Linked DNA regions of Homo sapiens: all the other regions are linked to region 1. A link is a loop called in an ENCODE intact Hi-C map of the cell type or tissue named here. Cell type or tissue: OCI-LY7. All regions are shown on one strand. Region 1 has its middle 140 kb from the start of ERVE-5. Region 2 has its middle 100 kb from the start of ERVE-5. Region 3 has its middle 86 kb from the start of LINC00906.

The links. Peaks named below come from ENCODE experiments on the same cell type or tissue, not always from the same donor. Only the 100,000 strongest peaks of a DNase experiment are listed, where the experiment ranks them.
Region 2: a loop joins it to region 1, with 10 times the contacts of the local background. A loop is called at or near these places in 72 of 110 quality-filtered maps.
Region 3: a loop joins it to region 1, with 7 times the contacts of the local background. A loop is called at or near these places in 61 of 110 quality-filtered maps.

What each region holds. Positions count from the first base shown.
Region 1 is chr19:28,464,994-28,467,493 of GRCh38, forward strand. It overlaps the pseudogene LOC100420587. Among named protein-coding and RNA genes, the nearest start is that of ERVE-5, 140 kb to the right of the region's middle. In OCI-LY7, CTCF peaks have their summits at 1,309 (motif pointing right) and 1,518; a DNase peak (open chromatin) is centred at 1,328; H3K27ac peaks cover 441 bases.
Region 2 is chr19:28,709,562-28,712,061 of GRCh38, forward strand. It overlaps the pseudogene LOC100420587. Among named protein-coding and RNA genes, the nearest start is that of ERVE-5, 100 kb to the left of the region's middle. In OCI-LY7, CTCF peaks have their summits at 947 (motif pointing left) and 1,157; a DNase peak (open chromatin) is centred at 940.
Region 3 is chr19:28,878,081-28,880,580 of GRCh38, forward strand. No RefSeq gene overlaps it. Among named protein-coding and RNA genes, the nearest start is that of LINC00906, 86 kb to the right of the region's middle. In OCI-LY7, CTCF peaks have their summits at 1,279 (motif pointing left) and 1,480; a DNase peak (open chromatin) is centred at 1,271.

The sequences.
Region 1 (2,500 bases):
GCCGGAAGGTGGCTGAGCATGATGGGCCAATCTTCATGAGATCACATAAGTGAGTCTCTGGCCAGGCCAGAGGGAAGTAACAGCCAAGAGCCCTGATGAATTAAAAAAATATATATATATATATATAAATATATAAATATAAATATATATAAATATAAATATATATATATATATATATATGAAGATTTGAATGGGGGCCCAAAGAGAAGGGGCCCTAACATGGGAGAGTGGAGGAACAGTGGGAGGGTTGAGGGGCCACCAAGCAGGAGCACTGGGGCTGCACAAAGACCTCTTCCAGCACTCCTCATGATGGGATCCCCCTGTCTCTCCAAAGCCCTCAGAGAAAGCGTATTTTGGGGTGAGCCACTGTCCATGGGAAGCAGGCGAAAGCCCACAGAGCACGTGTCTGAGCTGTGGCTGGAGTCAGAGGTGGGGCTGAGAGGATGCAGGGCAGGCACAGGAGGTGCTGGACAAGAATGTGTAAGTTATGAGTCAAAATGACTGGAACACTCTCCTGGCTCACTGCACCACCTCCTCCACTGCTCATGGGTTGAATGAGATGGGATCCCCCAGGAGAGGCCAGAGCCCCTGGGGCCCAGGTGCAGCTGAGGGGAAGGGGGCATCCAGCAGGCTTCCCTGACCAGCTGTCCATCTAGGCCCCTGGCCCTGCTGGCAGAGCTGGCTGCAGCCTGATGCCAGACTGGGTGAGGACATTATGCTAAGTGAGGTAAGTCAGGCACAGGAAATACTGCATGATCTCATTGAGATGTGGAGTCGACTGAGGTGTGGAGTCTGAAAAAGAAGAAGAAGAAGAGGAGGAGGAGGAAGAAGAGGAGGAAGAAAAAAAGAAGAGGAAGAAGTAGTAGAAGAAGAAGAACAAGAAGGAGAAGGAGAGAAGAAGGAAGAAGGAAGAAACAAGAATGAAGGAAGAAGGAAGAAACAGAATAGAAGAAAAGTGGCTCCCAGGGGTAGGGAAGGCAAGGAAATGGTGGGGAGATGTAGGTTAAAGAGTGCAAACTTGCAGTTATGTAGGATGAATAAGTCTGGGGATCTAATGTACAGCAAGAGGACTACACTTACTAATATTGTAGAGTATATTGAAAATTTACTGAAAGAGTTGATTTTAGGTGCTGTTAGTGTGTACACACTCAAGGAAACTATAGAAGGAGATGGATATGTTAAATTGGTCATCTGTAAATAATCACTTCACTATAAATATGTATATCAAAACATCTTGTTGTGCATCTTAAATTTACACAATTGAAAAAAAAAAAAGGCTGCCAGACCAAGACTCAGGGCCACTGCATTCCACCAGGGGGTGCTGTTTGACATCTGCCAACACCTTTCACAGCCTCCTCCGCCAAATATTTCAGAAACCAATTTCCAATAAAGCAAACACCCTACTCACCTGGCTGCAGAGTTGGAAAATATCTTGTTTCGTTGCAAATGAGTTTTACCATCTCCTCAGAGCTCTGAACTTAGCCATCATGCACAGTCTCTTAGTTGGGTCAGTGTCCCGGGATGGAATTTCCTGACCTTGTCACCGGTTCTTGGATCCACACCTTAGAGCAATTCATTACTGTTGGAACTGCCTGCATCTGGTTCTGGCCTCTCCTCTCAATTAAGGGAGAAACAAGACAGGAGGGAGGGCTGCAGGAAGCTGCTGTGCTGTGAGAAGCAGGTGCCCTTGGATGGCTTCTGCAAACTCCCCAGGTCCCAGTTTTCTCATTGGTGAAGAAACCAGAATGGGCAGACCAATAGCCTTACAGGCTTGCTCAGTGGCTATCCTGACAAAACAAAAGACCAAAACACAGGTTAGGAGGTGTTACCTAAAATGTACAGGAGGCCATTGATTTGGGCGGAGTTCCTGGCTGTGCATCTGGCCTGCGGTCACCCAGTACTCCGGGCTCTGACACACAGGCGGCAGCTCCTCCCTATGAAAGTGCCACCCAGGTTGGACATGTTTTTAAAAGCTGATCGTTAATGAGCTGGAAAGGAAAGGAATAGAAGCCATTATGATCACTCTAAGAAAGCATCTCTGATTCATGGATCATTTACTATTGATTATTGAAACCAATGCCATCGTGCACGCCCTGTGGCTGGTTTTAAAACCTCTATATCGTGGAGTTTGGGATTTATTTGGAAGCACTATAATAAGCAGCACATGACAATTACTTCCCTCAGTATTCCCTGTAATCAAGATAAATTATCCTGCTATTGATGTAAATGGGATATGAAAATCTATAGAGTCCTCCTGAGGAGAATAAACCCTACATTATGCTCACCTCATTTAACAGCAAAACCATTTTGGGGTCAATCAAAAATACATTCCCCCAAACTTTTATTGCCATCCATCCTTAGTCACCTCCAGAAACAATTAGCAAACAATACCAGTGAGGAAGCACTCAGCCTAGGGGCGCCTGTACTGCTGTTATTATATTCGCCTTATAGAGCCTCCATGTCCACAGACCTAGGGCATCCTTTGACACTCACAGGTGTC
Region 2 (2,500 bases), 240 kb after region 1:
TAAAATTTTAAAATAAGTTTCTTAGCATTTCCAATATCCATGCAAGTTAGCTTATTTCTTCTCATTAGATTGATACTTTACAGTCTAGAACCAGTGAACCAACATCATCTTCAGACCCCTAAGTTCTGAAGTAGTGTGTTTTGAATTAGAAAGGAAAAATATTTGCCACATGGTGCAAAATCAAGACAGTGATTTGATCTTGCCTGCTGATAGCTCTACTCCTATCTTAGCCCAGGAACCTTTTTAGAGTCTGCATACATGTGATAACATTCCAGTTTCTCCATCAAGTGCCACAGTTTCTTCTCCGTAACTAAAGACAATTCCTCCCTTATGCTGTCCCATCTGCCAGTGATGTACAAGGCATGTATGGAGATCATTACTTGTCCACACATGCAAGGCTCTCAAATCAGAATACAATTTTTTTTGTCCACATACAGATCAAATTTGCCAGATATGCATTATATTTACCTACCATTACATTCTACTTCAATCAAAACCAATCACTGCTCTTTAAGAGCAAGTGTATCAAACCTAGAAAATATTCAAGCTTTTTGATGTTCTGGGATTGTACTGAACACACTATAGAAAAATAGGAAATGCACAATAGAAAAATTAGAAAGGTAGAAATCACAGTCAACTTATGAAAGCTGAAATCAGACATACATAATTGTAAACCAGGTAGAACCATTAACCAGATTTTCATTTTTTAAAAAATTTTGTTATTATTTACTATTTAAACCAAGAGAAACTTACTAAATCAAATCAAACTGCATGAAAATGTAAAGGCCTTGTCTTATATAATGTCAAATCATCTTTCACATAGGAAAAACAAATTACCTTCTACAATTCTTTTTAGTGTGAGTTCTAATTTTATTGCAGCATTGCCTGTTAATTTACTGCTCAGGAATACAGGAGAAAATTACTGGTCTTACAGCACCATCTAGTGGAAAGATAAGTGTCGCATGTAACAAGATCAGCATAGAACAACTACTTAATTTAGGTTGCATGATTAATTTTGGTATTTTTGAACGGAAAAGCTTTTCCTTGTCAAAATATGATAAATTAGAAGAATGCGTTTAGGTATTTTTGATTCATCTGTTAGTTTAACCTAGTATGTTTTACTATAGGAACTTAGAGTAAAGCCATATACTTTAAAAAAAAAGTATTATTTAAGTTTCAAGCAAAAAAGTCTCTATAATGCAAATAAGTTCTTTGTTTTTCAAACAATTGTCATTAAATAGATGTTCACAAACCTCCTGATTTTAGGCTTAGTTTATAAACAGTTAAAGCAGGTTTCTCTGCACTTGTTCGTTTCATTTAATAACTTGAAAAGGGGCTGCACTATTTGTATATTGGTCTATTTCTGTCTATAGGCCCTTGGAGTAAGAGTATGTGCGTGTGTATGTGTGTGTGTATGTGTGTGTGTGCGTGCATTGCGCATGTGTGTGTCTCACAAAGGTAAAATTAAGCCATGGTAACTATTTTTTCAATATGTACAAGGTCAGTAATAAACACAATCTCAATTGAGGTTTAACACGTCTGACAAAACAATCATATGCATCATCCTTTTCTTCATCCCAACTCTTCCAAATGTTCTGGTAGAAAAACCTGAAAAATAACTTAATATCATTCAAATTTAATCACTGGCTCCAAATGTTAGGATTCTGGAGGGATGAGAGCTAAAGAATAAATCAAAGCAATTCTCATATCTCAGAGAATGCTGCATATTTGCTATGGTTATCAGTTGAGTCACACAAGATAAAGACCTTCTTTGAATCAGCTAGAGGGGTTTTTCTATAACACTCATTTTTTTAAAACTTTCTTTTTATCAGAAGTAGTATTTATTGACCATCTCTAACTGGGCAGGTAGTAGTTCCATTTGTTGAGATAGAAAACACTGGGAGAGAAACAGGTTTGGGGTTCAAAATGAAGAGTTGTGTCTTTGCCATGTTCAGGCTGAGATGCCTATCTGACCTCCCAGTAATGACGTCAAATGTACAGAGAAATATACAAGCCCAGAGATCCAGGGAAAGGTCAGGGCTAGAGACATAAATCTGGGAGGTGTCAGCATATTAATAGTTTTAAAGCAGTAAATGAGATCATCTAGGGACATAATATAAAGCAGCAGTTCTCAACCCTGGTTGCACATTAGGGTCCCCCGGGATACTTTAAAAAATTGATTCCCTATCCCAGACCAATAAATCAGATATCTGCGGAGGGAAGGGGGTTAGCATTCACATGTTTTTTAAAGCTCTCTAAGCACTTTAACAAATTTTTATTACAAAAAATTCTAAACATACAACAGATAAAATAGTATCATGAATATCATGTATCCATCAGCCAACTTCAAGAATTACCCACTTGGGAGAAATCTTATTTCATCTCTACCTCACCAACCTACCCTCTGCTCCTCTCCTCTCATCATCCTGACCCTGGCTTATTTTGAAGCAAATCTCAGATGTATCAAATCATTCACAAATTTTTAGTATGTAGCTCTAAA
Region 3 (2,500 bases), 410 kb after region 1:
GCAGCTGTCTGCTAACCATGCCCCATAGAGTGGAGCAGACACTTGTAAAAACGTCCCTCTGAAACTGGCTCTGTATGGCCCCAGCAGGAATTAATTTGCTATTGTAAATGAGATTAACCAGCCTGTCTTCCAAAACTCATTTGTCCATCAGATGGTGAGGTGACTGGTGGCCAACCTACTGGGGGATGTTTTGGAGAGGGGGGAGCTCTCCACAGAAAACGGCCTTCTCTGCCCTTAACTTCTTTTTGAATTAGGATTCCTCTTCCACACAGCAAATGTTGGCTCAAGCTTTTGGGCAGCTGCAGGACTGCAGTTAGTTAGGGGTAGGAGGCCCACCTGGGATGGGCTTCTGGCAGCTCTCTGAAGGGTGGAGAACATGACCTGGATGTTCCTGCCTGAGGAAGGAACCATGGCCACAGACTGGGCCCTTTTTCCTGCTGCTGGTCAGGGGACTTAGAAGCCCTCCCCGAGTCTCTGGAAATCTTGGATCTGAACTCCAGGCTCTGGGCTTCTAAGCCGTGCCTCCCGCTCCCCTGTCACCTGGTGAGGAATATGGGATGAGGGAGAAGACAGGGTGAGGCTGGCACAACGGGGAGAGGGTCGGAGGAAAGGATGCCAGTGATGTGCTTCAGACCTTTTCTAAAACCACAGGTTGAATTGTTGATTTCTGGTCAGGTGTGGTGGCTCAAGTCTATAATTCTAGCATTTTGATAGGCCAAGGAGGGAGGATCACTTGAAATCAAGAGTTTGAGACCAACCTAGGCAACATGGTGAGACCCAATCTCTATTTAACAATAAAAATAAAAATAAAAAACTAAAGTGTTAATTTCCAAAGCCATGTGTCTGTCTCCTTAGAAAACCTCTCAAACTCACTGGAGCAAACAGCACCTGTAGACTCAGCGCGGGAGCGCCTCTTCCCTCTACAGCTCCACAGACATCACTGCACTCCCAGCAGCACAGGCAGGAGCCTGCACCAGGAAAAGCTCAGGGATGTGCTGGCCCACTCCTCTCCTCTGACCCTTGAGGACCCAGGTCTAGGGGGGATTAAGAAATATGCCATAGGAAAAATAAATGCAAGAGCTGAATGGAACTAGAATCTCTGTCGCTGGACTCCTAGCTCAGTCCCTTTCAAGCTGTTATTTAGGATTATCATCGGACTGCCCTGGGCCTCCAATTTTCAGGAGTTTTTCACCCCACCCAGAGTTTTAAGGCACTCATTGTGAATTACACAAATCATGGATGTAGCCCTGCTAGCGCTAAGCAATAAGTTGTCCTGCATCGCCCCCTGGTGGGCTTTTGAGCTATAGTCATATTAAATATATTAAATTTCTAGGAAGGACTGAAGTGGCTGGACCCTACCTCTGTGATACCTTAATTCCTCCAAGACTGTAAGACGGTCGGCTCCATCCACGCACTCCCTCTCTCCCACCTGTGTGGAGCGCCCTTCTCTTTTCTCAAACTGGATTTGATTATTATCCCAATCCTAGTTGCCTTTCTCAGGCACTCAGTTCTCTTTCACTGAAGCTCTCAGCAGAGTGTGGATCTAGGTGCACTGTGCTTCTATTGGTTTCCACCTTAGCTGGGCTGCCTTCTGGAAACAAGAACTTGGCTGTTTTAAAAAAATACATATATATATATATATATATATATATATATATATATATACACACACACATACACACATATACATATACATACATACATATATATATACATATATATATACATATACATACATACACACACATATATACAAGCATGCGGTGTATAATAATCCCATCAGGGTAAGTGGGGTGTCCATCACCTCAAGCATTTACCTTTCATTGTGTTATAAGCAAAATACTCTTAGTTATTTTGAAATGTACAATAAATGATTGTTAACTGTAGTCACCCTGTTGTGCTATCAAATACTAGATTTTATTCCTTCTATGTTTTTATACCCATTAACCATGCACACTCTCCCCTCCCCCAACCCTTCCCAGCCCCTGTAACCATCCTTCTGCTCTCTATCTCTGTGAATTCAATTGTTTTACATTTTTAGCCCCAACAAATAAGTGAGAGCAGGCAAAGTTTATCTTTCTGTGCCTGGCTTATTTCACTCAACATAATGACCTCCAGTTCCATCCATGTGGTTGCAAATGACAGAATCTCATTCTTTTTAATGGCTGAGTAGTAAGCACTCCATTGTGTACATGGACCACATGTTTTTTATCCATTCATCTGTTGGTGGACAGGTTGTTTCCAAGTCTGGGCTATTGTGAACAGTGCTGCAATAAAAATAGGAGTGCAGAGATCTCATCAATAGCCTGATTTTCTTTCTTTGGGGTCTATGCCCAGCAGTGGGATTGCTGGATCACATGGTAGCTCTATTTTTAGCTTTTTGAGGAACCTCCAAACTGTTCTCCATACTGGTTGTAAGTTTGTTGTTTTAACCTTATCACTGGATACTTAGCACTGGGCACAGTGCTAGGGCGTAGATAAGACACTCAAATATTTCTTC